3 separate regions of the Homo sapiens genome follow, and all the other regions are linked to region 3. The links are chromatin loops, found by intact Hi-C in ENCODE. Cell type or tissue: PC-3. All regions are shown on one strand. Region 1 holds the start of LOC105378492 (a long non-coding RNA gene). Region 2 overlaps NHLRC2 (NHL repeat containing 2). Region 3 holds the start of LOC124902507 (a long non-coding RNA gene).

Region 1 (8,000 bases), 51 kb before region 3:
TGTGATTTATCCTTGGTTTACATTTCAAAGAAATGAATTCATTTCTAATAGCCTCTTGTTCTAAGTACAAGGCGTCATCACTTATTGTGTGCACTACAGGTCATCAATAACCTGTAAATAATGATAAAAATTTAGTGTTTCACAAGTGTATTTGGGTTTCACATAGGCTGACTCTAGAGGCTGTGGGCGTACATCACCCTGCTGTTTGGCTTCCACAGGTTCTGACTACCCTAAAAGTAAGATGATTGCCTTTTTCCCTTCGAACCAAATGAAAAGATGAGAAGAGACTATAGCTTGCATGTAGCGCTAAGGAGACCAGCTGGCAGCAGGTTCACGTGGAAATACTCTGAATCAAGCAAGTTTGCCTAGCTTAGCTCGGTATCCAGTCTTTGGAATGGAAGTGGAAATTGTTCTCCGCATTGGGCACGCCATTGTCACATCCACATCCAAAGATGCCTTCTGAGCATGACAGCCGCGTTATCCTGAAAGACAATACATCAAGCCAAGGGCAAATAATATCCAATGTCAAATGCTCTCGGGGGTTTGAGAGGTGGATATAGTAAGTAATGGGATATTAGACGGTTGGAAAGCTTTACATTTCTCCTCTGTGTGCTAAGCACAGCCATCATTGCCCACCCATGATGTACCCTTATTTGAAGTGCTCCCCTCCCACAGCCCTTGCTGAAATCAGGACCCGGCTTGACAGTATTTGCCTTCAGCGACTGGCCCTATGACCACAGCTGATTGGGTCAGGAAAGGCTTCTGACCTCAGAGGACAAATTCCGAATGAAGGGACAGAGAAGCCTGAGTCTACTGGGGGACCCTGGAGCCCTGGGGTCATGTGAAGATGAGGCCTGGGCTTGTGTCATGGGAAGCCAGCAGCTAAGGGTGGGGAGCAGGGATGAAGCTCTTGCCTGCCATTGGTGGGTGGGTTGGGGGAGCAGACGTGCAGGGAGAGGCGGAGACAAGACCACACAGCCCCAGAGAGAGGGGCAGGGACAGGGTAGCGGCCTGACGCCTTTCCGGGTCCCTGGAGGCCCACAGAACTTCCCGTGTCAGGATCCCAGGAGGAGCCCCCTTTGCCTCATAATAACTCCCTTCTGAATTGTGCATTTTTGGGGAATCAGTGTTCCTTGCCAACAAGCGCTCTGTGTGGAAAGCACCCAGCTGCTGGGTGTCTGTATGTCCCAAGCACAGCAGCTTCCTCAAGCAACCCAATTAAAAAACAGTGGACAGTTCTTCAAAAAAGATAGATAAGGCCGGGCGCGGGGGCTCACGCCTGTAATCCCAGCACTTGGGGAGGCCGAGGCGGGTGCATCATGAGCTCAGGAGATCGAGACCATCCTGGCTTCCACAGTGAAACCACGTTTCTACTAAAATACAAAAAAAATTAGCTGGGCATGGTGGCGGGCGGCAGTAGTACCAGCTGCAAGAGAGGCTGAGGCAGGAGAATGGCGTGAGCCCGGGAGGTGGAGCTTGCAGTGAGCCAAGGTCGCACCACTGCACTCCAGCCTGGGCGACAGAGCTAGACTCCGTCTCAAAAAAAAAAAAAAAAAAAAAAAAAAAAAAAAAAAAAAGACAAATGGTCAATAAGCACATGGAAAGATGTTCAGCCTCATTAGTCATGAGGGAAAAACAAATCAAAACCACAGTGAGACACCACTTCACACCCATGAGGATGGCTACTATTTAAAAAATAAAATAAAATAAAATAGAAAGGGCCAGGCGCGGTGGCTCATGCCTGTAATCCCAGCACTTTGGGAGGCTGAGGCAGGCAGATCACAAGGTCAGGAGATCGAGACCATCCTGGCTAACACGGTGAAACCCCGTCTCTACTAAAAATACAAAAACAAAATTAGCCGGGCACGGTGGCGGGCGCCTGCAGTCCCAGCTATTCGGGAGGCTGAGGCAAGAGAATGGCGTGAACCCGGGAGGAGGAGCTTACAGTGAGCGGAGATTGCGCCACTGCACTCCAGCATGGGCGACAGAGCGAGACTCTGTCTCAAAAAAAAAAAAAAAAAAAAAAAAAAAAAGAAAAGAAAAGAAAAAAGAGAAAGAAAATAGGCAAGAGTTGTCAAAGGATATGGACCCCTCCTGCACTGCTGATAGGAGAGGAGACTGATGCAGCCACTGTGAAAAACGGCTTCACAGTTCCTCAAAAAATTAAACTTAGAATTGTCATATGATCCAGTAATTCCACTCCTAGGAATATACCCCAAAGAATCAAAAGCAGGGTATCAAACAGGTATTTGCACACGAATATTCATTGCAGCATTTTTTACAATAGTTCCAAAGTGGAAGCGACCCAAATATCCATCAATAGGTAAATGGATGAACAAAATGTGATATACACGTAAAATGGGATAATATTCAGTCTTAAAAAGAAATGAAATTCTGATCGGTGTTGCAAATAGTCATCCTTGTGAAATAAGTAAAATAAGCCTGACATGAAGGAACAAATATGGTATGATTTCACTCATATGAGGTAGCTAGAATAAGACAACTTTTTTTTTGAGATGGCGTTTCCCTCTTGTTTCCCAGGCTAGAGTGCAATGGCTTGATCTCAGCTCACTGCAACCTCCACCTCCTGGTTTCAAGTGATTCTCCTGCCTCAGCCTCCTGAGTAGCTGGGATTACAGGTGCCTGCCACTATGCCCAGCTAATTTTGTATTTTTAGTAGAGACGAGGTTTTACCATGTTGACCAGGCTGGTCTCGAACTCCTGACCTCAGGTGATCCTCCCACCTAGGCCTCCCAAAGTGCTGGGATTACAGGCGTGAGCCACTGCACCCGGCCAAATGTAAAGAGACAGAAAGTAAAATGATGGTTAGCAGGGGCTGGGGAGAGGGGGAAATGGGGGAATTATTGTTTAATAGGTACAGAGTTTCTGTTTGGGATGATGAAAAGTTCTGGAACAGGATAGTGGTGATGGTTGCACAACAATGTGACTGTGCCTGATGGCACTGATTGTACACTTAAAAATGGTTAAAATGGTAAATGTCATGTTATGTATGTTTTACCACTAATTAAATACATGAATAAATCAGGCTGGAGCCAACAGGCCCCTTTTCCCTTCTTCACCATTTTGCCGCAGTCACTCATCCTGGGCATCTGACATGTGCTGTCATGCTTCATCAGGGATGTTTGTGCTACTACATGTACATGAGGCTTGGTTACCCCTTAGAGGAAGCAAGTTGTTGACTGGCCTTATTTCAAGACAAGTTGGAATCTAGACATAAAATGTTGAGCAAAGGTTGGCTGGTTGTGTGCTTATTCACTGGAAATGCCATCTCCAGAGCACCCAGATCTAAATCTTTGGTGGATGAAGTATTTTGAAACTCCTGCCTAAGTATGTGCCATCGTTTTTCTGACCATGTTAGCAATTTTATCCACACTGAACACAAAGATTCCTCTGCCCTGGGTTGTTAAAAATAAGTGAGGAAGAATGTTCATGACAGAACCATTCATAATGATGAAAAGTCAAAAACAATCTGAATGCCTAAGGTAGGGATATAGTTAAGTATGATACATTCATGGAATAGAATGTTCTGCAGCCATTAAAAATCATGTTTCTAAGGCTATTTATGATGTGGAGAAATGCTCACAATATAATATTAAGTGGTTTTTCAGTAAGTGAAAAAGCAGGATACAAAACTGGATATTTATCATGGTTCCAATTGTGTCATAACTATATCTGTACAGAAACTATAAAGACAAATGCTACACTGTTAAAGGTAATTATTTCAGAGCAGAAAAAGTATATGTAATTTTTTTTACACTTGTCTTTTTTTCTACAATGCATGTTATTCTTATATTCAGGAAAATTCAATGTTATCAATTATTTTAAAAGAAAGTGAGGTGGGTTAGTTTTGGTGCATAGAGGAAATCTAGCATAGCATTCCTAGGACTTTTGTTTAAGGGTTTTAGCTGTCCAGAGATCCTTGACCTTTGGCCCTTGACCCTTGACTGGGTCTTCACTTGTCACAGGTGTTAAGAGCATGGCTGACTGGCAGTCTCCAACTCACTGCTCCTCCCAGAGACCACAGGTTGATGAATCATTTGTTTTGTTTCTCACTGATTCAAGATGGAAATGCAGCCACCTGCTTCTTTTGCTGGAATATGTGTCTAAGTTCAATAATTCATTGTCGTATTTACATTTTTTTCACTCTGAAGCTTTCCCTACTTGTCATATGTACCTGCTGCACTTCCAGAGCCCACCCTTGCTCACTGCTGTGTATCCAAAGTTGGGGCGACCCATCTTCCAATCCATCACCCACAGCAGCCCCCATTCTCCAATGCTTTAGAGCTCCTGACAACTTACTCAAACAGATAAGTGATTCATGCCTTGGAATTCCACTGCTTGTTTATCATCTACACAAAAATTATTTTGGGGAACTTGGAATTCATCGTGGTTTGAGTTTTACGGAAAAGAATAAATTACTCTTCCTCCCCAATAAAATGCGTTCCTAGTTTGCTATTGTATGGAACACTTAAACTACAAACAAAACAAAAGCTAGTGACACACTTCCTTGTGTTAACATAACAGACCAAAGGAAAGTTATTACCAAAGTTATTACCAAAGGAAAATCAAGTCAATCATTCAGTGCAAGTGGTATTTTATACCACTTAAAATGGCCATTTTCTTGGTGAGCACAGCACTGACGATTCTATGGGAATTGTTACATTCATATTTCCTAAATATAAACCCTGTCATTGGCCTATGCATCTTCTCTTTTGAAATATTTAGAATATTTCTTATGATTTATGTGTCTTTTTTACTGCATGGATCAATGTGGGATTGTGCAACAATAATTTAACTCAAGGTTGTTAAAATCTATAACCATGAAAGATACGCTTGCAATGACTCTGGGGAATATAATTTTGTTTGTTCGTTTGTTTTATCAATAATGACAATATGTTCTCTGGAATTCTTCCAAAAAGCCACCGTGTGTGGGTAAAAAGCACCATAGTCTTTGGAGACTTTGGAAACAAGTCGCTTTCCTTTACCAAAATGGATGCAACCTAGACCATTAAAATGATTGTCAACCTTGAACACAGAGACTGAACAAGGTTAAAATGTAAAATACTCCTATAGAAACACTTAGAGGAGTAAAACTTCAAAATAAAAATGAATCCAGAACGTTTGCTAGACAGAGCAGCCAATGTCATCAAACTCAGTTTTACCAGCACAATGTACCCTTGAGAGTCTTGTTTGACATTGTTGACTGTTTGGACACAATTATGGCTATTGTTGGTCACAGCTCTGACATGACATTAAACCAACAACATGCTTGGGCTGTCATTGTCTGAAGGTCAAGTTCAGATCATACCGGAGAGTTTAGTTACAGCTGAGTGGGTGACAAGAAGACATGGTCAAGACTGCTCTGCCATGGTGATTGAACAGCTCCATTGTAAGAACACAATTTTTAATCAAAGTGACATTGTATTCATAAGTGAGGAATAAATATAAATATTTTAAAATACAAAAGAAAAGGCTATCCAGTGGAGAAAGACCATAAATACCTGACAGGTAGATTGCTCTGTCTTCTGGAGGACCCGGCTAGGTAAATCCTCAAAGGTGCAGAAAATGCCTAGCTTTTGTTTTAGACTAAACACATCCTCTTCAAATCCCCGTGTTAAAACACAAACCCCTAATGTGATGATATTAGGAGAAGGGGCCTTTGTGAGGTAATTGGGTCATGAGGGTACAGCCCTCATGAATGGGATTGGTGCCCTTATGAAAGGAATTCCAGAGAACTTTCCTGCCCTCTTTCCTCCACATGAGGATACAATAAGTCAGCAGTGCAACCTAGAAGAGGGTGCTTGCCAGAACTCAACCATGCTGGCACCCTGATCTCAGACTGCCAGCCATCAGAACTATGAGAAATTTCTGTTTATAAGCCACCCAGTCTATGGTACTAGTACAGTCCAAACTGACAAAGACAGCCTGAAAATGGCAACTTCTTGACTAATGTTAAAAGTTCACCCTAGAGGCAGGTCAAGGAAGGTAATTACAAATAAGCACACGAATAAAAGCCTCAGCAATGCGACCCACCAGTTTATAAACATCAACTGTTTAATCAACTCTGTTAACTGATTTCATATCACTAAAAAAATCTAGGATGGGCATGGCGGCTCATGTCTGTAATCCTAGCACTTTGCGAGGCTGAGGTGGGAGGATTGCTTGAGGCCGGGAGTTCAAGACAAGCTTGGGCAACATAGTTAGACTCTATCTCTACAAAATAATGGTAATAATAAACTAAAAACAAATAAATATTTATGATGGCATTTAACAACTCAGTCTTGATTAAATTAACATCCTGAACCCTCCTCTAAAAATGGAAAGAAGGCTGGGCGTGGTGGCTCACAGCTGTAATGCCAGCACTTTGGGAGGCCAAGGTGGGAGGATCCCTTGAGCCCAGGAGTTTGAGGTTGCAGTGAGCTGTGACTGTGCCACTGCACTCCAGCCTGGGTGACAGAGCAAGATCCTGCCTCTAAAATAAATAAATAAATAATAATTTAGGGACAGTGGGCTGTAATTATTGCTTTTAACAACTTTATTGAGATATAATTCACATATAATACTACTTACTCATTTAAAAAGTACAATTCAGTGGCTTTTAGTATATCACAAGGTTGCACAATCATTGCCACAATTATAGAACATTGTCATCATAGCTACAAGAAAGCCTGTATCCCTTAACCATTACTCCCTAATCCTCCGTGCCCTTCATCACCTCCAGCCTTAAGGAACCACCAATCTACTTTCTCTCTACAGGTTTGCCTATTCTGGAGATGTCATATAATAGAAATAATATAATTGTGGTCCTTTGTCACTGGCTTCTTTCACGTAGTAGACTAAGTGCTTTCAAGGTTCATCCATGTGGCAGCATGTATCAGAACTTCATTTCTTTATATTGCCGAATAATACTCCATTATATAAATATACCACATATGCTTCATCCACTCACCAGTTGATAAACATGTGGGTTGTCTCTACTTTTTGGCTATTATGAATAATAATGCTGTGGACATTTGCATACAAATCTTGGTGTGGATGTGTGTTTTCAATTCTGGTATATATCTGGGAGTGGAATTACTAAGTCCTATGATAACTATGTTTAATCTTTCGAGTCAAAGTAGCTTCTAATTAAGATATTAAAACTTTCTTAAATATTTGCTCCAACATATATTTATATATAATTCAAGAAGGCCACCCTTCGAACCCTCATTATAACTATAGTTCACTCTATTAAGAGAATCAATTCAGACACTCCTAAGACATACAAATCTCTCATTATTCAGTGTCAGACTTTTTCTATATTGGTGTGGATTTATGTATGTGACACTTTCTCCAAAATAAGGTAACATCTTGGAAATGATTTTTCTTGTTGTAATAGCAACGCTGAGAGTAGGAGAGACAAAGGCAAGTAGAGACACTGAGATCTTGAGCTGCTTATACAAAGTCATAGCAAGTGTGTGGTGGCTTTCTTGGCCAGGCGTGGTGGCTCACGCCTGTAATCCCAGCAGTTTGGGAGGCCGAGGCCAAGGTGGATCACCTGAGGTCAGGAGTTCAAGACCAGCCTGGCCAACATGGAGAAACCCCATCTCTACTAAAAAAATACAAAAATTAGCAGGGTGTGGTGGCTGGCACCTGTAATCCCAGCTACTTGGGAGGCTGAAGCAGGAGAATCGCTTGAACCCGGGAAGCAGAGGTTGCAGTGAGCCGAGATTGCACCATTGCACTCCAGCCCAGGCAACAAGAGCAAAACTCTGTCAAAAAAAAAAAAAAAAGAAAAGAAATGGCTTTCTTTTTGTGGGCATAGGTCCCTCTCATTTTTCCTTCTTAGGAATATTGACAGTGTTTGTGTGTCTGAAGCAAATAGGTACCCACTCTCTCAGGTAGATCAGTGTAAACATTGTTTCAAACCAAGATGTTCTGAAATTTTCAGGAATGGGTACATGTGCTATTCAAGTACCTTTGGGAAAATTTGAAATGAA
Region 2 (8,000 bases), 64 kb after region 3:
AGCAACATGCACAAACATACACACTATTTGGAATATCTGCTATTTTGAAGGATCTATATAAAAGCAGCTTTCTATTAATAACGGTAACTTGCAATGATCATTTTCCATGGCTACGTGACAGCCTTTCCGGTTAACGGCTTTTATTCATTTATCCTCAAACCGTTACTGAGCTCCTCTTAGGTACCAAATACTGTGCTAGGTACAAGGGACAGAAAAATGAATGGGAGAGGATCCTTTCCTTTAAGAGACTAGTAGGAGGAAATGGCTAAAAATAAAAACAATCAAAAGGAGAGAAGAGAGAGAAAGAGGAAGGGGCAGCGGGTTGGGGCAGGAAAACTTAGTGCAGTGATGTAACTATACACCAGGTACAGTGAGGTCACAGAGAAGAGTATGGCCAGTTCTGCCTGGGGTATTGGGGGAAGAGGAAAGGGTCTAAGGAAAAAAAATATGAGAAACTTTGCAGACACTACCCTTTCATCCTTATATCCTTGTGACAGCAAAGCTACCTATGTTTACTGTACATGTTAGGTACTATGCCAAGCTCTCCACATATATTATTAATTCTCAAAGCAAGCCTATGAGGTAATATAAATAAGGAAACTGAGGCTTTGAAAGTTAAAGTGGCTCTCCTAAACTCACACAGATAGTAAATGGCAGAGCCAGGATTCAACCTCAGGCCTGACTACAAAAACTGAGTTATTAAGCACTCTGCTATGTGGTATTCAACTGTTTGAATGAATGATTAGAGATAGTTCAACTATGTCTTAAAAGATAAGGGTCCACTGAATATTCTTAGTTCTCTTTCTAGACAGTAAGGAGAATGATTCTTTGCAGGTTCCATGAAGTGAAGTGTGGCCCTAAGACTTACTCTGGCTGATAAAATGTAAGTAGAAGTGACGTGTGTCACTTCTGAGTAGAAATTTTAACAGTCAGTGAGTGACTTACTACCTCTTTCTCTCTCACTGTGCCAGGATGACTGGCGAAGCTCCCGAAAGCTCCAGGCTGTTTCATCAGCCTGGGCAACAGAGGAGTGCTCCCCAGTGAACCCATGTGAGTGAGCAATAAACACGCCTTGTTTTAAGTCACTGAGAATCTGCGTTGTGTGCTATGGCAGTACAACCTAGCACATCCTGACTGGTACAGTGAGGATGGTGATTTTGAAAAAAGAAATTATATGAACACCAAGTAGTACAGTCTACTCAAAGAGAGAGGCTGTCACTTACTTTTTCTTTGGCAGTTTGCCAGAGTCCAGCAGGAGTGCCCATATCTGATGAGTCCCTGCCATGGCTATCCATAAAATGTCACCTCTTTGGACCTCTGAACCTTTATAAAAATAAATCATTATTATTATATACATATCTGGTTAATACAAACACTCCAATGGTTTTAAAATGTTAAATTTATGGAGGATAACAATATGTTTGTGAATCATCTGATAAATAAAAATATCTGCAATGTTTCAAGTTATCTTTGAAAATTTTGTTTTCTTGTGAAAGGTTTACTTTGTTAGACTTGTAATTTTACCCACAACAATTTCACAGGAATCCAAAGTATTCTTACCAGCAGTAAGTCCTCTGCATCTCTGCATCTGAACTCTGCCTCAGCAGTTTGTTAATTTTACAACGAGCATTAACAATGTTTTAAACATCTGATTTCTTATTTTACATGACATAAACTATTAAAAGTGACACTGGCACACATATATTCTGGGGACTGTCTCTGCTTAATCACCTTAAAACTACATCAAAAGCTTTCCACAATTAATTTTTAGCATACCACAATGTTTCAGTTATTCTAGAGCCACAACCCGGGACTACGAAAATGAACAGGAAACCTAAGCTCATAAAATATTCTGTTATGTTACATATACTGGCATCCAAATAAAAGGCTCAAAGCACACGATGCACTTAGAGTAATGCTTGGAGGCAATATCACTCAAATGTTAGCCATGATCATTTAGTGAATCTGGACCTTAATTTTACATATTTGTACTAGGAAAACATAAATACATTTACAAACTGAACAGCCCTTCAATAGACACCATAGAGGGTAAAAAGTATAATACAACCTCTTCCACTTAAGAAGTTCATTAATTTTACAGTGAGTATTAATAATGCATGTATTACCAACAGATCATATTTGGTACCTAAGAAAGCACTCAGTTTAGAATTGCTTATTTCTGTTAAATCTACCATAAATCTAAGATAATAAACTTTTAGTATTAAACAATGAAAATGACTTTTATGTTCCTGCATAGTCAATGATATTATCAACTATGGAAATGACCAAGCAAAACAAAAACTTCAGTAGGTAAGAGAAATAAAAACATGGAAAGCCCACGAAAATGAATAATCTTATTCATTCTAACTTAATTTGGAATGTTTTCCATTCACAATATTTCAAAGCATTTATTGGTTCAAAATTTTTTTTTTTTTTTTTGAGGCGGAGTCTCACTCCGTCCCCCAGGCTGGAGTGCAGTGGAGCAATCTCGGCTCACTGCAAGCTCCGCCTCCCAGGTTCATGCCATTCTCCTGCCTCAGCCTCCCGAGTAGCTGGGACTACAGGCACCCGCCACCATGCCCGGCTAATTTTTTGTATTTTTAGTAGAGACGGGGTTTCACTGTGTTAGCCAGGATGGTCTCGATCTCCTAACCTCGTGATCTGCCCACCTCAGCCTCCCAAAGTGCTAGGATTACAGGCGCTCATGAGCCACCATGCCCAGCCAGTTCAAATACTTTTTTTTCTTTTATTTATTTATTTATTATTATTACACTTTAAGTTTTAGGGTACATGTGCACAACGTGCAGGTTAGTTACATTTGTATACATGTGCCATGCTGGTGCGCTGCACCCACTAACTCATCATCTAGCATTTGGTATATCTCCCAATGCTATCCCTCCCCCCTCCCCCCACCCCACAACAGTCCCCAGAGTGTTATGTTCCCCTTCCTGTGTCCATGTGTTCTCATTGTTCAATTCCCACCTATGAGTGAGAATATGCGGTGTTTGGTTTTTTGTTCTTGCCATAGTTTACTGAGAATGATGATTTCCAATTTCATCCATGTCCCTACAAAGGACATGAACTCATCCTTTTTTATGGCTGCATAGTATTCCATGGTGTATATGTGCCACATTTTCTTAATCCAGTCTATCATTGTTGGACATTTGAGTTGGTTCCAAGTCTTTGCTATTGTGAATAATGCCGCAATAAACATACACGTGCATGTGTCTTTATAGTAGCATGATTTATAGTCCTTTGGGTATATACCCAGTAATAGGATTGCTGGGTCAAATGGTATTTCTAGTTCTAGATCCCTGAGGAATCGCCACACTGACTTCCACAATGGTTGAACTAGTTTACAGTCCCACCAACAGTGTAAAAGTGTTCCTATTTCTCCACATCCTCTCCAGCACCTGCTGTTTCCTGACTTTTTAATGATCGCCATTCTAACTGGTGTGAGATGGTATCTCATTGTGGAGGTTCAAATATTTTTAAAATGCTACATGAAAAAATGTAAATGATTATGTTTTCAAGTCCTCTACCCAGTTCTCCCATTTTTCTCAATGAAATGTAATTACTCCTATGGTAATGTGATAGACCACTAAAAGAAGAGGGCTCCTGAAAGCATTCCTTCACCAATTCCTTAGCTTTGGAACCAGGTGGGTCTGGATTTGAATTGTAGTAGCTACATCACTTTCTAATGTGTGTGCCTCCATTTCCTCATCTGTAAAATGAGCACATCATCACTCTCTACATAAGATTACTGGAAGGAATAAAACAGTGTAAGCAAAGCACCTAACATGGTGCCAGGCATCATGTTAGGTGCTAAATAATTTGCTGTCTTTCAACTTCTATACCTTAGTGTGCTCCCTCCTTTCTCATCCTAGAAAGCTTACATCCAGATATGAACATTCAGATCTCTGCTCAAGCTTCTTCCCTACTCCCCTTATCTAATACCACACACCCATCATTCTTAGCTCCTTACCTTGCCTATTTTTCACTGTAGAATTTATCACTATCTTACATGTTACATATTTATTAATTTACTGCCTTTCTCCTCTACTGAGCATAAGGTCTAAGAGGCCAGCAGCTTTGTTTTATTCACAGTTTTATTAGCAGCACATAGAATAGTGCCTGGCACATGCCAAATGCTCAGTAGGTATTTGTTGAATGAGTAAACTTTCCCCTAGAAACCACAAAAAAAGAAAAAAAGCCCTAAAGCTATCCTAATGATGGTTGGTATTTCCTAATAGTACTAATGATTCATCTCTAATCCCAGAAGTCTGCTATAGATGTGAACCTGTACTATTATCCTCTCAAACAATGATGCTGAATGGGAGTGGCAGCCCACCCTAAAAAATGCTGTGGATATTTGATGGGTAATATATCATATGATAATATAGTCATGCCAGATCACTTACATAATGACTACACTATTTTATTATAAATTATGCTTATTTCTTCTCTATATTTATATTATGTATATATCAATATATAGCACAGGTGGATTATACTACCTATGAATTTCACTTTAGGTATGGTAAAGGAGGCTTTTCATAAAATGTATTATAGGAAGGGGATCTGGGATCTGATAGGGCTGAGAACTCCAAAGCCACACATAACAATAAAGCCTTTCAACATCTCCAACAAGCTTCCATTCATGATAAAAACTCAGCAAACTAGGATCAGAAGGCAATTTATTTAATCTTATAAAGAACATTTTTAAGAAAGTCACAGCAAACATCCTACTTAAGAACAAAATCCTACAAACATCCCCGAGAATAAAAATGAGACAAAGATACCTACTATCAACACTTCTATTTAACACCTTATGGAGGTCCTAGTTTGTGCAACAAAGAAGGAAAAAGAAGCAAAGCACAAAAAGATTAGAAATAAAACTGTAGTTATTAGCAGATGACATAACTATGCACACAAAATCTTCACAATTTTATACAGGAATTTAGCAATGTTGTTGGGTACAGGGTCAATAAGCAAGGATAAATTCTTTTATCGGTTTACAGCAGCAAATATACAAGAAAATTTATAACGACATTCAAAAACATCAAACACCTAAGGGTAAAAAAGATTTATAAGCCTTCTACACTAAGAATCATTATTGAGAGAAATATAGACAGATATTTTTATACAACTTATCTTGATTGAAAAGTCAGCTCCAGCCAATGTTAGGACCTTATGGGTAACAAGACTGGAAGGTTGACCAAGTAAATGAAAATAAAAGGACTCCATCCTTTTAGCTTCTCAGGTCATAAGCCTTGGAGTCATCTTTAATTCCTCCTTTTTCTCACATGTCACACATGATCCATCAGCAAATTATGTAGGCTCCTTATTCAAAATATATTCAAAATCTGACCACTTCTCACCACCTCCACCTTGACCTAAGCCACTATCAGGGATTACTGCAAGAATTCCTTCTGAACTGGTTTGTCATCCTGTTCCCACCTTGAAAACTGCATTTTTCTTTCTCTTTCACATCAATGTCCCACTCTAAGAAAATCTCATAAGGGTGAGTTAGGCAAATTTAGCTCTAAGCTTTAGGAACAAAAACATTTGCTTTTCTTAGCTTGCTTTTAGAGCCTCTGTCTTGGCAAAGGAGAGCTATGTTGGTGCATAGCTGAGTGAAAGATCAAATTTAACTTTGTTATCTAGTTCTCCAAACAGGTCGGTCTAGCTCAGCTGGGGCTTACTATAATAAGGCAAAAGCTTCCCAGTGATAGATAAAGTATGGGCATTGGTTTAGTTTTGGTCTCTGTGTACTTATTTCCTTCAGATGCCCGAGGAAAGAGAAAAAGTAGAGAAGCAGCAGCAGTGTCAGGTCAGGGTTCAGGTGTTTGGAATTCTACATACCAACTTATGAGGATAATGATAATCATCACCCAGGTCACTTTCTGTGTTGATGGCACCGAGCTAATAATTTTACGTGGATTATTTCCTTCAATTTAACAACCTTAACAAGTCTTATTATCATCATCTTCATTTTATAAAAAGCCAGCTTCAAAGAGGCTAAATAATTTGCTGAAATTCACCCAGCTAAACTTGGAAAACGACTTCATTAGTGAATCTGACTCTAGATTATGAGTGTTCTGATGAGAATGAAGGAACTATTTGGTTCAGTTCTCTACTTGCCCGTTTTTCACCCTCCTTCTGCCTCTGACCCATGCAGACTTAGCTCTGGTAACAAGTACTCAAGTGCATTTCTGTCTGTGATCAGAAACAGGGATCTGATTAAATGTACCCACAGCCTCCTACTCCGGGATGCATAGTGAGGTTTACCCCTCTGCCTTTCTCTCCCTGTACCCCTGGGAATGGTCTATGGTTGGATAATGTCTTTAAAGTTATTTTCTAGTCCCTTGCCTTCCCATTTTTGGTTTGGTTCAGATCATCAGCATCTGTTCATGACACTTTATGACAAAATTCTTATCTTATAGAAAACAGTGATAATAGCAAACATGTATATTATATTATGCTTTCTATGCACCAGACACTGTTCTAAGTGCTTTACATATATTAATTCTTATCCTCATGGTAAGCCTTTCAGGTAGGCACTATTTGTATCATCAATTTAGATGGGGAAGTTGAGGTATAAAGAGGCTATGAAACTTGTCCAAAGTCACACAACTACTAAGATGTGGAGCTGCAAACCTAGCTGGTCTGGCTCCAGAGTCCTTGCTCACAGCCACCGTGCTAGACCACTTCTCCAGAAATTTTTACCCTGAGCACTGAAGAGTTTGTTTTTGTAAACAAAATGAAAGTTAAAAAAAAAAAAAGAGGGCTGGCATTTATAATGTCTATCAAAGTAACAAGAGTCATATTAACAATTTACAACTGTTCATCCTGGAGTGTGGCCTCCAAAGCACACAGTTCCATCACTGAGTATGGGTATTAGATTTGTTCCCTCTAAAAAGAATGTGGTAATCATGAACATTTCCATTTTAAATTAAGAGTATACTTACACCTACACAACAAACCTCATACATACCTCCCAATCTCAAATAGAAGGTAAAATTACAAAAAAGAGTGCACTTAATATTACTGACTTTCAACAATCACAAATTAAAAATTTTTTAAAACGACAATGACAGAGGCTGAAAAGGTTCTGAAAATATTTTTAAAGGCAAAACTCACTCATAATTATCAGTAGAGATTAGACATATTTTTAGAAAACAAATAAAATCAACAAAAGAAATATCAACATGAAAATTACCTGAAATCCAGCTTTAAAAAAATTCTGTCATTTTAAGTACCTATGACTAGAACCCTCCTAAGAGCATCCGTGAAATTCTCCATCAGTGCTTCTACACAGATTTGTTTCTACAAAGTCTCTAAACCTCTTATGAATCAAAGTCTTAAGCCACTAGGGAAGGGCAGCAAAGCCTGTCACTTTCCACAGAGCACAGGAAAATACCATTTACAGCTGTGGAAAAGGTAGATGAAAAAATGCTCTACTGACACCAAGCAGAGTTCTCATTCTGCTAGGGGAGAAACAGGAGGCTCCCCAAACCAATCACAGACACAAGACAGATTCTGGCTGCCAGAGAGAGGAACAGCAACAATGAAAAAGCTCCCCACATCCTTTCCTCAAGGCCTAGGCACTCAGGGCCTTCCCAAGGCTGAGGCTGAACAACAGAGAACATCCCCATACACAACACAAGCCTGGGGCAGAATAACAACGAGTAGCAGTCTATCCCTGGGACGGCTGCAAGAGTGGAGAGAGGGAACCACCATGTGGCTTCATTGTACAGGGACGACTGAAAGCTGAGGGTAGAGCACTAACACTAAGAAAACCCTCCAGCTAATCTAGGCCCATGTACTGAGGCAAAATCAGAAGGCAACAACTGCCCAGCTAGAGGAATTTAAAACATGTGGTGCATTGACATAGCAATAATAAAACCAAGGCCCAGCTCAGCTCCTGACCAAATTGACTCAATCTTTCATAATTATAACATAAGTACTATTTATCTCAGCCTCTATTGTTTTATACA
Region 3 (8,000 bases):
CTACTAGGCACTTGAGAATTGCTTATGAATTGCATATGGGGAAATCTCTGCTACTTGGGACTCTTGCAAAATATGTCATGGTGATATATGAGTTTTTCCACAGAGATGAGGGTTTGCCTGTTTAGGACCCAAACATTTTTTATTTTAAACATTTTGTAAGATAGATATATATATATATACATATATATATATATATAGAGAGAGAGAGAGAGAGAGAGACACTGAGTCTCACTTTGTCATCCAGGCTGGAGTACAGTGATGTGAAGTAGTTCACTGCAGCCTCAAACTCCTGGGCTCAAGTGGTCCTCTCGCCTCAGCCTTACAGGTGTGCACCATCTCTCTCAGCTAATTTTTTATTTTTGTGTAGAGATGGAGATCTTGCTATGTTGCCCAGGCTGGTCTAGAACCCTGGGCCTCAAGTGATATTCCTGCCTCAGCCTCCCAAAGCACTGGGATTATAGGTGTGAACCATCGCACCCGGCCAGATGAACATTTTTAATCCATAGGAAGATTAAATTCTGTCTAAATCATATATATGTATTATAACTCCATATATCTCTCCATATTTCTCTCCATATATATTTCATCATATATACAGAGAGAGATTATGTTCTTATTATTCCTTTCTGCTTAAATGGAGTACATTAAACTTTATTTAACATTTTTGTGATATGTGGGAGAACTTATTTTGGGCACTAATTATTATCCAATACTACATCATTGCCCTTGGCGATGACTGAATTTCAGAAAACTACCACATATTGCAGATTCTCTGGAAAGTTCCCAATTTTAGATTCTGTCCTACTTTCCTTATTCTTATCAGACTACTTTTCCTGATAAAGTGCTCAGGCACCATGGTCACTTTAGTTGAAAGTCTGCTTGTCTTCACAATAAATGTCCTCAAACTACCATCTAACAGGGAATCCTAAACCATTCTGTTTGCCTCAAATACATTAAAAAGAAATAAGAATGGTTTGTAACTTCCTGTTTGTTACTTTTCAACCCTGATCAATTATTTTCTGCACAAAATTTTTAGTTAGGCAATGGACTATTAGGATACTGACATGGTAAGACTAGGTCATTTGAGGCCTTGAGAAGTCAGTTGACTTTTGCGTCAAGCAGCTGATTTGTAGCAGCAGGGCCACGATGAAAACTCAGAATCCCTTAGTTTCTGTTCTTTGACCTGGTAGACCTACCAGCCTGCTTTCAGCTTAAGTAGCAAACCCTGCATTTCTCCCAAGGAACCCTTTAAGCCAGACTGCAGACGTCAATCAAAAAAGCCAGTGTGATTACGATCTCCCTTCTCAAAATAATGCTTCCTTTCTAAACCCAGTCTCCGAAGATCAAAACCAAAGTAGGCCTCCAAACTCTAACCACAACCGTCTTCAAAAGTTATGGGGAGTCCCATCTCTTAGCAGTCTAGCTGCAGCTGCTGAAGTCGCCACCTGCTCAAATGACTGAGACAGGAAGCTCCTTTCCAGGGGGTGCCATGGCTGGAACCAGTTTTATACAAGAGGACTCCTAGCTTCTTGGTCCCCGGCTTCAGACTTATTTAATTAGCTGAGACACTCCTGTGGTTGCTAATCACTCTTAGTACAAAGAGGCGTCAACAAGCCTGTGGGTTAAAAGCAGGTCTCTTCTGAGTTTACTTAGCTTGGTCTAGAGAGAGGTGAGTGAGTGAGTGTGTGTGTGTGTGTGTGTGTGTGTGTGTGTGACTGCGTGAGCATAAGCTGTATGAGATTGTCTATGCGGGACTGTATTTGATTGTGGATGATCGTGTGTGTGCACACATGCATTGTGTGTGCATGTGGGCATGCATGTGCACATGCTTCTGCGTGTGGTTGTGTGTAGTTCTCTGAGTGTAAACTTGTGTGGGATTGTGTACGCATGTGCATACCTGCATTGTATGTGCTTGTGTGCAAGTAAGTGTGTTCATGCACACAGCTAAAGGAGAAACAGAAAGAAGGGCAGGATAGAAGCACAGAAGGAAAAGACAGGCAACAAGAAAAGGCAGAGAATAGACATGTGGAGGCCAGATACAGACAGAAGGAGTGGGTGCAAGGAGCAGGGAGCAGGGAAACAAGTGACAGGGCAAAGGTGGAGAGCAGAGGGCGGGGAAGCGAAGAGAGAGCACAGGACGTAAGAAAAGGAAGGACTCAGCGGGGTGAGGCCTTAGCCATTTCAGGCCTTAAGAAATGCCTCGTTAGGGAGGCAGGTGGACTCCGAAGCTTCCAGGAGAGTGACGTCATCCCCTTGTCATTTTTCTGTGTCGACATCACAGAGTCTGCTGTCTTTGTGTCCTGGTGGTTCTCATCACCTAGCCTGGGCTCTGGCCTCAACCCCCATGGCCCTGGGAGATGGTGCCATCCAGTCATATCTGAAACCTCTTTGTTGGGCCTGTGGTTTTATTTTTTCTAATAACGTAGCAACATCAAACAAAGGAAGTCACGCTTGTCCTTTGCCTCAACAAGGTAAATAGTCGCTGCCCCAGCTCAGGTGCCTCCCTTGCAGAACACACACAGGTGGGGAAAAGGGCTTGCAGGGGGCCTTGGGCTTATGGGGATAAAGAGGCAGGAACTGAGTCTGAGAACAATAAAAACCAGGCCTGGCACTTGGTGTGGAGCAGTGACCAGGGAGAGGACTTGACCTGGGGAAGGGACAGGGCTCCAACAGGAGCCTTCTGAAGCGTGCGGGCCAGGAGGCCAACTGCATAGGGTGGCGAGAAGGACCCAGGACCCACCCCCCGTGGCTTTCCCTTTCAGGTCTGAGTCTCTCCGTGTGCAGAAGGAGGATTGCATTGGCTCAGTGCTTTCCAAAGTGCTGAGGGATTCCAGGGGCACCCACGGAGCTCCCCTGGGGCCTGTGGACGGGGGTGGGTGAGTGAGCAGGAGTCAGGTCTCCCCTCTGCACTGACCTGAGCTGCCTCATCTTTACATTTTACTTTTATTTAAAGACTGTAAGCCAAAGCCAGTGTGAAGCCTCCTGAGCTGGCTGATCTCCACATCCCTGCCAGCACCTTATGACCCACCATTCTACACTGGTGGAGGGGGGCTTATGTTAGCGCTATTGGGACCCTGGGACAGAGTTGACAGTGAACTTTGGCAGAGGAGGAGGTACCTTTTTCGTGTGATTAGGGAACCTGGATTCTTTCCCTGGCCCCAGCACCGGATGTGTACCCCAAAGAGGCTAACTCCTTGGGACTGAAGCCCATCTGCCCACAAGATGCAGGAGTTTGAAGGGTGCACCCCACCCTAAAGGGCACAGTCTCATCACCCTGAATTTCTGGGTTGGGCAAACCACTAGTTGACACAGTATTCAGCCATAAAGAAACAGAGAAGCTACTTCCTTGAAATCAGTGCTACCTTGATAAGTATAAATCCTGCAAGAAACCAAGGAGAAACCCATATGAGATATTAACTTGTTGGGTAGAAGGTCAGGTTCACGTTTCACAGGATGACAATGGCTGTGCTGTGACCCAGCAGGCTCTGTTGTATGTGCCAAGGCCTCCCAGCTGGTCTGGGCCAGTTCTGTCCTTCCACGCCTCACTGGGAGCCACCCATTTTGTCAATAAGCAGCTGGTATCCCTCTGCTTCTTAGTCATATGTCATTTATAGACTCCTGATCTGCCCCCAGTGTCACGGCCGTTGTAGGTTCTGGAAGGAACAGAAAGCAGGTAACTGACAGAAAAACCATCCACCCTCGGTTGAGTTCTCTTTGAGTTTTTCTCTTGGATTTGGGAGCTGGGGGCGGAGGGTGCCTGCCTGTGTGCTGGGGGTATGGGGAAAGGCATTCACCACCAGGCTGAAAAATGACCAACTGCTCAAAAGCCAGGTGGATAAATCTGCCAATTCAGTGAAATCACATCCTGTTCCATTCGGAGGGGACAGCAAACACAGATGCACACAGCGGAGTAGTAATTACATCTCAGAAGATGCTAAATATTTCAACGCCTGTCTGGTGCCGATTCTTATTGGAGGGAATTTTCTGGTGTTGGGTTTTACAGGCAGTAAAGTTGTGTACTGAGTTATTTTTCTCTACCTCTCAAAAAGCACTGTGTCCATATTTTACCATGTGTCAGGTAATATGGAAGTTGGCTTTATGCAAATCATTAGTTACCTTAAACCACAATCTCTGTACTCACACTGGAAAGCTCTTCCCTGGAGTTGTCTCTTTGCTGGGGAAAACTCTTCATCACTGGATGGTCGTTTATTTCTGTTTCTAGGAGCAACCACTTCAGATTCCTAGCGTGTGGGTGGTTTGCACGCATGAGTCATGCAGATGTTACGTTCCCCTGAAAGAACCAGCCAGATCTTTTACCAGGCAGGGACTTTGTCCCAAGCTGCTGTGACCTGGGAGGTTAGCCCTGCTACTGCAGCCAGAGGCTAACTGTTGAGGAGGCACAAAGGCCAGCCCCCTTCTCTGAAGGACGGTGTGACTGCCCTGTGGAAATGCCCCAGCGGCCCTTGGGCCTCAGGTCACAGCTCGGCTTTACCCAAGATCCATCCTTGCTTGGCCCGTCCTTCCCTAATGCTCGTGGAGGTTTTTCCTGAAGGGCGCTCCCTGGAGAAATCACATGCCCCGGAATCCCTGTCTTAGGCTCTGCTTCTAGAACCTGAACTAAGACAGGAAGTAGGCCCCTACAGCGATGGCCCTGAAGAGCCTGGATTCCATGGTCTTTTACCTGGTGTCATAAATGGTTCCCCCAAGTCAGTCCAGTTTCTCTAGTTTCCCTGAGAACTTTGCCTGTGGCAGAGGCAGATCACAGAGGCTCCACTCCAGCACAGAGCAGGGAGACAGCAGGTCACACCACTGCCAGTTGAGTGCTCTGCCAGTTGATGGCAACTTTAGTAGGATGGATTCTTCCTAGGATGCACCTATGAGGCAAAGTGTTTTGTCCCAAGGGTCACAGGCTTACAATGATGGGCAGAGAGAAACCCATTTGCTTTGTGCAGACACCTAAAGGACTACTGTGAACGGGCTCTCCCTTACCAGGCTACTGCTGTCATCTGAAGTTCCAGTTTTAGAGATTTAGTTCTTGGTGGCACACAACTATAGTTCTAGCTACTTGGGAGACTGAGGCAGGAGGATCACTTGAGCCCAGGAGTTTGAGACCAGCCTGAGCAACATAGTGAGACCCCCTTCTCTATATTTTTGTTAAAAAGAGATTTAAATCTTTATGTTGAAACACAATCTGACTTATTACTGTGTCAGCCATTAGCAGTTTCACGTGAATTAATTTGTCCCAGAGTCCAGTGTGACAGCTGGTCCAGGCAGCATTGGATGGGGGCAGGGAGGAAAGTTAGGGCCAGAATAGAAGTTTGGGTGAGACGCTCATGCCATGGACTGGGGCAATGTGAGAGGCCACAGCCAAGGTCTGCCCTTTTCCCAGTTTTGCTGATCACAGTGGTAGTGAAAAAAAGATCCATTTTTAACGATCCTCCTTTTCTATTTCGGAGTCATACACAGTGATGGACACATAGCAGGACTTAAAAATGCTTGCTCTGCAACACGAAGACAACGACTGAATGACCCCACTTCCATGAGGTATCTAGAGTAACCAAACTCATAGAAACAGAAGCTAGAAGGCGGTTGCCGGGGTCCAGGGGGAGGAAAATGGAGAACTGTTGTTCAATGGTGATGGAAACGCTTTGGAGATGGGTTGTATAACAGTGTGACTATACTTAACACAACTGAGCCGTGCACTTAAAAATGGTTGATGGAAGCCCTGAAACTCTGTACGTCTATTACGCATCATTAAAAATATTGCTCAAAAAATAGTCGATGGCAAATTTTATGTTATGTATGTTTTACCACAGTATAACATTTTTAAACAGTGCATGCTTTTCAAAGACAATTTGGGCTTTTCATAGAGCAGATCCTCGGGAACTATTTGTTGACTTACTTGCAGAGCACATTCCTTTGGCAAACTCCCAAACCTAAGAGAAAGGCTCAAAAAGAAATAAGCAAAAAAAAGCATAAAGGCCCTGAAGCCCTTCAGAAACCTGTTTCCAAATTCTTCCAGATTCCAACTTCTCCCCTACTGAGGCTGTTCCCAAACCTGTCTCCACACGCCTCCCACTCCAAACCCAACCCTGCCCTGGCCCTGCCACATTTCCAGATTCTCTGTTGCTTCCCTCCTTTCAGATTCTACTTTTATCTTCTCAGATGTTAACTCTTTCCCCATCCAAAGCACAAAAAATTAGCCAGGCATGGTGGCATGTGCTTGTAATCCCCACTACCTGGGAAGCTGAGGTGGGAGGATTGCTTGACCCCGGAAGGTTGAGGCCGCAGTGAGCCGTGATTGTGACCATGTGACTGCACTCCAGCCTGGGTAACAGTGTGAGACACTGTCTCAAAAAAAAAAAAAATTGATTTGTCGTTATCAGTCCGTTTTCACGCTGCTGATAAAGACATACCAGACTTCGGGTAATTTATAAAGAAAAAGAGGTTTAATGGACTCACGGTGCCAAGTGCCTGGGGAGGCCTCACAATCATGGCAGAAGGCAAAAGGCACATCTTAAAGGGTGGCAGGGAAGAGAGAGAACCAAGCAAAAGGGGTTTCCCCTTATAAAACCATCAGATCTCGTGAGACTTTTTTACTACCAGGAGAACAGTATGGGGGAAACCTCCCCATGATTCAATTGTCTCCCACTGGGTCCCTCCCACAACACATGGGAATTATGGGAGCCACAGTTCAAGACGAGATTTGGGTGGGGACACAGCCAAACCATATCACTTGTAGAAAAAGTAATGCTTCAAAGCCTTCAATAGGGAATTGATAAATACATTAACTAACAAAGGAATACAACCAGCTATTAGACAAATGAGAGAGATCTCTGTGTTAGCAGGGAAAGATGATAAGGAAGACAAGGCAGGATATAGAAGAGTGATCCTCCCGCTTTGACTTCTCAAAGTGCTGGGATTGCACCATGCCTGGCCCTGTGGCAGACATCGAAAGGGCTGCTGTGAAGGAACTCTCCCTTACCAGACAACAGCTGTTATCTGAAATCCTACTTTTAGAGACTTAGTTCTCGATAGCACACACCTGTAGTCCCGTCTAAGCTGGAGACAGAGGCAGAGAATGGCTTGAACCCAGGAGTTTGAGACTGCAGTGAGCTGTGATAGTGCAACACGGGGCTGTGCTGTGAGTCCCGCCTACCCCTCCCCAGAGTGTAATCCAGGAAGATTTCCAGAGGAGCCTTGAGAGCTTTGACAATGTGTTAATGCCATTGGGAGACCCTGAAGGCTGGCCTCTGTCTCCATGGACTGGGGTCTAAGTGCTGTGAAAAAAATCTGAAGGCCGGAGAGGACTAAGTGTTTTGGAGGTGCTAGGGAGCTGCTGGACTGGGGATTCCCTGCTCCCCACATCTGCGGGAGCAGGAAGGCAGCTGTAGGGCTACTATGGTCTGAATATTTGTGTGCCTCCAAATTCATGTTGAAACTTCATCCCCAAAGCAACAGTATTGAGAGAGGTGGTGCCTTTAGGAGACGATTAGGCCATGAGGCTCCACCCCTCAAGGATGTGATTAGTGCCTTATAAAAGGGCTGAAGGGAACTAGTTAGGCCCCCCTTTTTGCCCTTCAGCCCTTCTGTCGGGGACAGAGCATTCGTCCCCTCCAAAGGACGAAGAGACAAGGTGCCATCTTGGAAGCAGAGGACAGCCCCCACCAGACATAAACCCACTAGGGCCTTGATCTTGGGCTTCCCAGCCTTCAAAATTGTAGGATATAAATTATCATTGCTGATCAATTACCCACTCTGTGGTATTGTGTTAATAACAGCAGGAATGGACTAAGAGACCATGATGTGTCTGGTCCAGGAGGCCCCAGCTGTGGGACACTGGGGGGTAACCTGGAAGTGTCTCAGGTTGACGAGGGGGCCATTGGGGATGGAGATGTATTTGCCCCATCAAGGGAACTCCCCCTCACAGGGGAGAGGGGCCAGCGGGGGATTTCTGAAAAGGCCCTGCAAGAGCATCAGCCTTAACAGTCTGCCAGAAA

Evidence for each region. Hi-C counts contacts between places; a loop is a spot of excess contacts. Peaks named below come from ENCODE experiments on the same cell type or tissue, not always from the same donor. Only the 100,000 strongest peaks of a DNase experiment are listed, where the experiment ranks them.
Region 1: it touches region 3 in a loop (11-fold over the local background); 4 of 110 quality-filtered maps call a loop at or near these places.
Region 2: it touches region 3 in a loop (6-fold over the local background); 2 of 110 quality-filtered maps call a loop at or near these places.

What each region holds. Positions count from the first base shown.
Region 1 is chr10:114,005,798-114,013,797 of GRCh38, reverse strand. It overlaps LOC105378492 (a long non-coding RNA gene), which reads right to left and starts at 5,607. Exons shown (of 3, transcript XR_946332.1): 1 at 5,523-5,607. In PC-3, no CTCF peak of the experiment used is centred here; no DNase peak of the experiment used is centred here; H3K27ac peaks cover 733 bases.
Region 2 is chr10:113,891,433-113,899,432 of GRCh38, reverse strand. NHLRC2 (NHL repeat containing 2) reads right to left here. Exons shown (of 11, transcript NM_198514.4): 6 at 1,224-1,323. Among named protein-coding and RNA genes, the nearest start is that of NHLRC2, 41 kb to the right of the region's middle. In PC-3, no CTCF peak of the experiment used is centred here; a DNase peak (open chromatin) is centred at 4,222.
Region 3 is chr10:113,955,139-113,963,138 of GRCh38, reverse strand. LOC124902507 (a long non-coding RNA gene) reads left to right here and starts at 2,497. Exons shown (of 2, transcript XR_007062296.1): 1 at 2,497-3,673; 2 at 5,457-5,777. RefSeq lists enhancers at 2,209-2,498, 3,975-4,475. In PC-3, no CTCF peak of the experiment used is centred here; a DNase peak (open chromatin) is centred at 4,258; H3K4me3 peaks cover 657 bases; H3K27ac peaks cover 2,054 bases.